Linked DNA regions of Homo sapiens: region 1 is linked to region 2. A link is a loop called in an ENCODE intact Hi-C map of the cell type or tissue named here. Cell type or tissue: endothelial cell of umbilical vein. All regions are shown on one strand. Each heading gives the region's core, and the rest is flanking DNA. Links, peaks and the distances in the headings are about the cores only.

Region 1 (4,303 bases), core at 133-4,132, 82 kb before region 2:
GTGACCTTTGAGAGGCTTTGGAATGGCTCATTGATATCGTATGTAAAATAGCATGGACATTTATATAAAATGTACCTACTGAAAATACTTTAAGGATTTTTTATTGTGGATTAAGGAAACTGACATTGTTAGCATGTTGTAAATGCTGTTGTTTCAATAGTTTGAATGACCTCATTTATTCTTGACAGTTTTGCAAGGAACATGTAAATACGTTCCTTTTATGAGTGCAGTAACTGAGGCTCGGGGGTCACACGTGGTAAATGGCAGTGCTGGGATTCAAAGCCTGTGTTCTTCCACTAACCCCAGGCCTTTGCCATAGTATATTCATTACATGTACCACAAAGCACCACGAAAAAAAAAAATCAGTAATGCAGAAACTGGTACACACTATTATATTCACCCATGCATGAACAAACGTACACACAGCCTTCTCCCTATCTATATAATCTGAAGATCAAAGCATTAGATATAAAATGTTCTCTGTGAGTATGATACTGTTGTTTTAAGAAAAATCCTAAAATAAGAGCTCAGTTTTCCAGCGTGTATTATCCTAACAGGCTTCAAAAGGATCTCAATTCATCTCAATAATTCAGGGCTCCACTGCAGGTATTCTCCTTTGGCTATCCTCTGGGCAAAGGGGAGCACTTCAGTTTAATTTTTACCAAGTCAGCTTTGAAGGATAATTTCAGATTTCAAACAGTCTCTGCTGGGTATATTTATAAGCACTAGGTAATGTGCTCTGGGCAGTACACAGAGCTCATTTTATGCATTACCCCCACCCCAGTCTTCTCCTTTTGCCAAAATTAGAAATCATTTCCCACAAAGTTAGCCCAAATAAGACAAGCAAGCTTTTGAGTAGTGATGAAAGAGGTAATTTTGTTTTGAGTAATAATTTGTCTTACACCAAATACTGCTCTTGCCGATGATTGCATTACAGTACCTAATCTCTTTGATCAAGCATATGTGTATATATAGGTCTGTGGCTGAGTGTGTTTCTCTGAGAACACAAGGAAAAACTTAGAATTGCAAACAGAGGCATGCACAGCTGTTTCCTTCTATTCACTTCCTCAAACTCCCTTTCTAGCCGTTTTGCACTACACTGCCTTGAGCTGGCTTCTCAACTTAGATCCAGATCTCAACTCCAGGCCTCAACAAGTTTAAGTGTGAAGAGGTGTTGTGTTTATTAGCTGTGAATTCGTAGACCAGAATGAACCACAGCAAACCAGACAATGTTCCATGCTTCTGCCTGAGAATAACAAGCAAGTGGCACAACAAGAGATGTTAGGTGACAGAGTAATGCCACAGACATGAAGAAGAAATTGCCTGGCTGTCTCCCTGTAGCCAGTCGTCTATATAGTGCATTGCTCTTCCACTGCTGCCTGTCTACATGCTTGTCAGACCAGGCAAGTGATGTCTTAGAGGAGCTACATTTGATATTTCAGGAGTTTGGATCTTTTCCCAACTGATGCAAATCCTTTACTTAGTTTGATGATCGAGAGGCAGCACTTTTGATTGGAATGTTTCACAGTACGAGTAGTTACTTTAAAGAGCTGATTAATATGTACCTAAAGCTGTCCATTTTCTTTTTTACTTCCTTGCTTCCTCTTTTACATCCTTCTTTACTTCTCTATGCAATTTTCAAGACTACTTATCATTAAAAGCATAAATTACAAAGTAAATTATTGCACTATTATTATCAGTGAACCAATTAACGAAGAAAATTATATTCTTAGTGCTGCTTCATTGGGGAAGATAGGAGAAAATTAAACAGGAGAAAGCTATGTCTGTGGCAAAAATTAATTTTAAAAATAGAGGATGCTCCATCTTTCATATTGAGTAACCTAAACTAACCTTAAAGTGTAAATATTTGTTTAATTAAGAGTCAGAATAGAAAGACAATAGCGGTCCAGTTGAAGTGATTAGCGCACCTCATTTACATCTCACCATGCAGAAAAGGCCAGTGTAACACAGCCCTTTGTTTCTACCTTAACCAATTAATTCACTGAAAATTTGATTCAAGTTAGCCATCTGATACCACATAGACAAAAATAAACAATTAACTAATTGTATTTCACTGCTTTCATTGATTGTGATTTTTTTTTACAAGAGACTTCCCTTTTTTAAAAAACTATCAGGTTATGATTTGCTGAAGATCTTCAGTTCTTCAGAATGTTAGAGCTTTAGATGGTAAAATAGTTGCCGGCAAGACAGTGTTGTACTTGGCAGCTCTCTCCCACCAGATGTTGAGGGAGAATGCTGGCAGGGCTCCACCTCCAGTCCACCCTTGCCCTTTCATTTACCATGCCACTTCTTCCATATTGGCTGCCTTTGTGGTTTTAGTCAATGTTTGGGAAGATATTTTATTCTTGTTACAGGGAAGAAGGAAATAAAATGTGAAAAGAAGACTTATTTTTAGGGTATTTTGAGCCAAGAATTTAGAAATTGAGTTATATTCTCTCTCTCTCTCTGTCTCTCTCTCTCTGCCTTCTATTTCTCATTCTGTCTCCCTGCTTCTCTCCCCTCCCTCTCTCCCTCCCTTCCTCCCTCCCTTCCTTCCTTCCTTCCTTTCTCTGCCTCCCTCCCTCCTTTCTTTCCTTCTTCATTTACAGAAAAGGAACTAATATTTCCTCAACTCCTGTCATATACTAGGTACTTTACATCCATTAAATAATCAGGGATATTACATGTATGTTGCATCATTTAAAAGGTGTAAATATATAGGATAGAAATATTTAGCATCGTGCATTTATATATCCCGCTTTGAGGTTTCAGTTATGAAAGAACTATGGTAATTAAGACTGGACGGGATAAAGCCACATGCTAATGTCAGAAAAAGGTCTTTAACAGATAGCAAAAAAAGAAAATGTGGGTCCTAGAATGTGATTCCTCTAGTGGTATTTGAGTGGGGTTACAAAGTTCCAGTTTAGATTTTAATTGGAGAGGTAGAACTTTGCCTTAAAACAAATTGTTACAGGCAAAACTAATCTAAAGAAGTCAGAATTATAATGACATTTCCAAAAGAATATTGACTAGGAGGAGGCTGAAAGGAGCCATCTGAATGCTGAAATGTAACTGGATCTGGGTAGTGGTTTCATGGGATTTGTGTAAAAATTAATTAATCTGTGATTTGAGTTATGGACGTTTCACTGGATATATTATACCTCTCTTAAAGAAAAAAAAAACTTTAAAAAAGTAGCCTAAGTGCCTTCAGAACATGTATTCTCTCCCCCAGCATATAAATGAAATATATTCAAAATAGCAATTTCAACATGCAAATGTATTTTTAAAGGAGTTTTCATATCCATTCATATTCCAAACTAGACATCCTAAATTAACGACCAATTTGGAAAAATACATATATTACTTTCAGATTAAGGTATAGCCTTAGACATTTTAAATTGGGGACAGTCCTCCCATTGACATTAATAATAGTTTATGAATATCTTCCCTGAAATGTGAGACAAGCTTGAGTAATACAAACTCTTTTTATTGAAACATGTAAGTACAGCTATAAAACCCGATCTGTAGCAGAGACTCATTAAGCTACCGGACTACTCACTGAGGTAACAGGAAACGTTACATACATCAACAGATCATGATGCTTTAAGGATCGCTTGTACAGGCCATTTGGTCAACTTTTCAGACATATTAATATCATTAGTCACATGAACTTTAGCTAATAACTATAATCAGAAAGTGGTAATTAGAAACTTAAAGTAACATATATAATTTAATGTCAACCTATTGTTTATTTCAATCATAATTACCTAGAGATAATATCTTGCTTGAACAACAAAATAATAAACATTTGTTCTGATAATTAGTATTTTCTCCAAAACTTGGGCTGTATAGTCAAACATAATTAGTTCTCACTCATTTCATAAATTATCATATAAGCTAAGAGAGATGATTACTCTTTACAAGTAGTACTACAAATAAATTGTCAGCAGCTTTTCCCTATAGATATTATCCAGGATATCTACTGTATTGGAAAGCCAATTATTAATGTATAAATCTCATTGATTTTGATTTCAGATTTTAGTAACCAGAATTAGACTTGTCTCAATATTTTTGTAGTTTTTATATCTTCTTAGCTTCACTTTGGGAATACAGGTTTTACGAGGATAAAAGGGCATACTTGTTTTTCAAAGCCTGATTTTCTGTTCCCTATGGATTCTTAACAAATGTCAGTTGACGATAACAAATTACTGATGTTAATACTTGAATATTCCAGTTGACTTAATGCTCATTCCAGGAAGGCTGTGTCAAATGTAGATGTATCCCCAAGTTGGTGAATGCATAA
Region 2 (4,303 bases), core at 133-4,132:
GAAAAAGAAAAATCTTCAGAAACCAAACTTGTGTGATGAGATGAACGAACTGGAGGGGAAGAGAAACATCTCTGCCCATCTACAGTGTATGACTTAGGATGACATCAAAGCTGGAAGTATCTCGTGGCATCAGCCCAGAACGTGGTGTCATGGTGAGGCTGAAACCCTCAGAATGGCCTTATCCTGAAACACTTCTTCCCTCTCACCCTCGCCACATCCCATGTGAAATAAATTTTAATACACATCTATTTTTCTACTCAGAAACCAGGGCCCCCAACATGAAGTCAGCCCCGTAGGAGGCACCATGGCAATGGTCTGTCTTAAATGTCTCACACTTTCACCTTACTACTTCATGTCTCTCACTCACTGGATCCCTCTTGTCACACTCCATTTAGAAAAGGGGACCTTTCAGTTTGCCCCACCAGTTTCTTCAAAACTGAAAGCCCCTTGGGTTGAACAAATTTGAGATCTCCGCAACTGAAGAGATGTCCTTTTCCCTTGTTATGTGGCTTTTTATTTTATTCATTGCTCAAACACCAGGTCTCTGCCATGTTCCTTTCACTGTTCTAGGTTCTTATTTTTTCCACATAAACACACAAAATGCCTGCCAATCTTAACAACATACCAGTTTTTATTATAATGTTAAATGTCAGCATTCCATTGTACAGTGAGTCACTGTCAGGCTTAACACTGAACTGCTCTTTTCGTTTCATGGATATTCCTTCTTTATATATTTTAAGGTAATATTAGCCAGAAAAGCCCCTGACCAGGCCCTTTCAGGACAAATGTCTTTTTTAAAAAATGCATACATAGAAATGGGAGGCAGAAAGTAGTGAAAGAATTGTTGCACCTATGTCTGGCGATGGAATTTTGAAAAGGCAACATTGTCAAATCGGAATGCATGTGGGAGAATGGAGACCCAGCAGGAGAGAGTGTCTGTTTTAAGGAAGGACTGAAGAAACTTAAAAGGTGAGCAGCAGAAGTCATGATAGCTATAATACCAAGTTGGTTATCCCAAAAGACGTTCTTTAAATCAGAAAGATGCCTAATTACCATAGGATAGATGCTTAAGGAATGACTCTGCTTAACCAGAGAGTAAGCTGCAGGAGAGTGCAAGTGCCTCCCCTTTGCTGCAAGTGTTAAAACCTGGGCAAACTTTATTCAGTGCCTAGACACCTCCTGAGTGATGCTGCCTGGAAGGAGTTATACTGGATGTAGTTGAAGAAACTCTCTTCAAAGATAGACATTGAACTAGGTGATATCTAAATTACCCTTCAATCGTAAGATTCTAAATATCCATGCAATTATTCAGTCTTCCGAAAACACAGAACTTTGATTTGCAAACTGTTGGCTAGAAGCTTGTATTTCCAGGAATACTGACATGGGACTGAGCTTTCTGCATCAACCAAAGCAGCTCTTTTATGTTTTTTGCTGTGTATCAGCTGAAAAGAGTCTCCACTAGATTATCAAAGTTTTAATTGACTATAGAATATTAGCTTAGAACAAAGTTGACTTAAACTTCTCCCCTAAGGCATTTTTGTCATGTTATATTTTCAAATCTTTTTATACCAATTGCTGGAAACATTTAGGCTTCTCAACAACTCCAGGTTGTCTGCAGGACTGTCCTGCAGAGAGTCTTACAAGGTGGCATGTAAGTGTATTCACGATCTGATTCCTGCCAATCTCATCTACCCCAAACTTGACCCTGAGCTTCGGCCATAGTGGACTTCTCACAATGTTCGGAAGACACCAGGCTTCCTCAATTCTCTGGGTCTGTATTCATGCATCTTCTATGTGCAGATTTCAGATGTGTCTTAAATACTGGAATGAGTCATTTCCTCCTCTCTAAGCACACAGTATCCTGTACTACCTCCGTTTTGACACTTAATCCACTGCATGTAATTGTTTATTGTCTGTCTGGCACTGCAGTGAGCATTGTTGCTATCTTTGCATTCTTAGGATGAAACACTGCCTGGCATAGTGTTTCTTGGAAGAAGGGGAGGTAGGGAAGGAGAAATAAAATATTTTTTGGCATGACCTTATGGTGTGGGCACTCCCAGATTCCAAATGGCAAACCATTATTGAAGAGCAGCTGAAACACTTACCCCAGTTCAATGTTACCTGTTCTTTCTCGTAAGAATTTCCTGGTCCCCAAAGGTCTGGAGTGGAGCCTACATTTTAATAAGCATCCACCAAAATTCTTGTGGATCAGACAAGTTTGAGAAACCTAGTCCAATTTATTTCTAAAGCTAACTTAAATTTCAGTTCTATATTTTTATTTCTACAGATTTTCTAGCACAGGCAAATATTTTACTGCTTAACACGGCTGTTACACAAGATTATGTATGATTAATTTAATTTTCATTTATAGTTGTTTAATGGATATGAATTTACACAAAAATGTGGGAATTATTTAAGTATGTAATACAACATTCACAACTGAAAAGGTTATGAGAAGAAAGCGGTGGTTTTGTTGTTGTTGTTGTTGTTTTAGTGTATTAGACTTCACCCAGAAAAAGGAGATAAGTGGTGGTGGAGTATCTGGAGATTCCTGGTGAAGAATCAATGAAAAAAGTTGCCTGTGCCTTGAAGAGAATGGAATGCTTTCATATTGAAAAGATTGCTTATTTCACACCACCCTACCTTACCATAACAACCACACCCATTATCACCATCAGCTTGCCAGAATTTGCTCACAAAATGCCTTTTGAATATATATTCAACACTGTTTACCTTCCGGAAGTTTTACCATGAGTCATTCCTTTGAGTTCAAAACACCTTCTCTAAAAATCTTTTTTTTTTTTTTTTAAGATACAAATCAGAGAAGGAAACCACCAACCTTTGTCAGCTATTAACATCTTAGTAAAATTTAACTCATATGTTTCTGACAGGGCTAGTCACAGACTAATAAAGATAGCTGTGTTTATAGAGAAGGGAAGGCCACAGCTGGAGAATGTGAGAGTGCTTGGGGAGAGGACTACCACCTGATCAACTGGGTGCATTATTGTGTAGCTATTTCTACTAGGCCTGTGGCAGAGAAAGGAGTACAGTGAAATTCAAGACAAAAATCTAGTCTCTCACAATATGCAGTGGCAGTGAAAATAAATCAATGTGTGTGCCACATGTACTCACTTCTGTATAGGGTTCTTGACACCAGTCCTGGCCTACAGTTAGGCCTGGGTTGGAATTTTTATAGCTCTGATACTTATTAGATGTCTGTGTGAACTTGAGAAACTAAGCTTCTTTAAATCTCATTTTCTCCCTGGTGATATGAAGGCAATGACAGTAATTAGTTCATAAGCTTTTCACGGGTTTCAAAAGGGATGATGCAAATAAAGTAGTAGGCATGGTGCCTGGCAGAAAGTAGGCACTCAGTAAACTTCAGTTATTGTTGTATTCAGCAGCATGCAGAGTCAAATGAGTGCTTCAGATATTCCGTAGGTGAAGATTGTGTATGCGTGTGTGAGCACCTGTGAGTGTGGTGGGCGGCTGAGAAGGTAGGTGTAGTCAGAAAAACCTAGGCAAAGCTGACTTGGTTGGAATCTTCCTACCTAGAGGAAAGCTGGAGAGGCTGCAGAGGGGGCAGGCATAGAGGGGGCTCCAGTGTGAGAGGAAAAAGTGAGAGCAGAGGAAAAGATCCAGAAAAATAGTGATATGTTGACCACTTGGTGAAAGCAAAGGAGGGGTGGGGCACAAAAAGTGATGAGAATGAGAAGCTAAGATGGAGCCAAATCAGTGTTTGTATCAGGAGGTATTTCGGCTGCAAGTAACAAAATACCTAACTGGGTTCAAACCACAGAGACATTTACAATTCCCAGACAAGGACATCTGCGACTTCGAGGACCCAAGGTTAGTTTGGTGGCTCAACAGCATCACTAAGGACTGAGGCTGTTTCTATCCTTCTCACACTATTCTTCTATTGGCTTCCGTCCTTGTGGTTGCAAGGATGGTCACAGCTCCTGGCATCACTTCCTCATGCAACACTGTTTCACTACTGGAAAATACTACCAAAGTAGCCTATAAATAAGACGAAACTGAATTCATTGCTTACCACAGTAATGTAACCACTACCTTGACAGAGGCATAGTAAATCTAGATGGGGAGGACAAAAGAATAATACTTATGATATATTTCTTTCTTTTTCTTTTTCTTTTTTTTTTTTTTTTTTTGAGATGGAGTCTCACTCTGTCTCCCAGGCTGGAGTGCAGTGGCGTGATCTCGGCTCACTGCAACCTCCGCTCCCGGGTTCACACCATTCTCCTGCCTCAGCCTCCCGAGTAGCTGGGACTACAGGCGCCCGCTA

The links. Peaks named below come from ENCODE experiments on the same cell type or tissue, not always from the same donor. Only the 100,000 strongest peaks of a DNase experiment are listed, where the experiment ranks them.
Region 1: a loop joins it to region 2, with 8 times the contacts of the local background. A loop is called at or near these places in 3 of 110 quality-filtered maps.

The regions. Positions count from the first base shown.
Region 1 is chr4:101,100,514-101,104,816 of GRCh38, reverse strand. The region is part of intron 3 of PPP3CA (protein phosphatase 3 catalytic subunit alpha); the gene reads left to right. Among named protein-coding and RNA genes, the nearest start is that of MIR8066, 140 kb to the left of the region's middle. In endothelial cell of umbilical vein, for the core only: no CTCF peak of the experiment used is centred there; DNase peaks (open chromatin) are centred at 996 and 2,256; H3K27ac peaks cover 1,191 bases.
Region 2 is chr4:101,018,690-101,022,992 of GRCh38, reverse strand. No RefSeq gene overlaps it. Among named protein-coding and RNA genes, the nearest start is that of LINC01218, 140 kb to the right of the region's middle. In endothelial cell of umbilical vein, for the core only: no CTCF peak of the experiment used is centred there; DNase peaks (open chromatin) are centred at 622, 1,822 and 2,772; H3K27ac peaks cover 2,943 bases.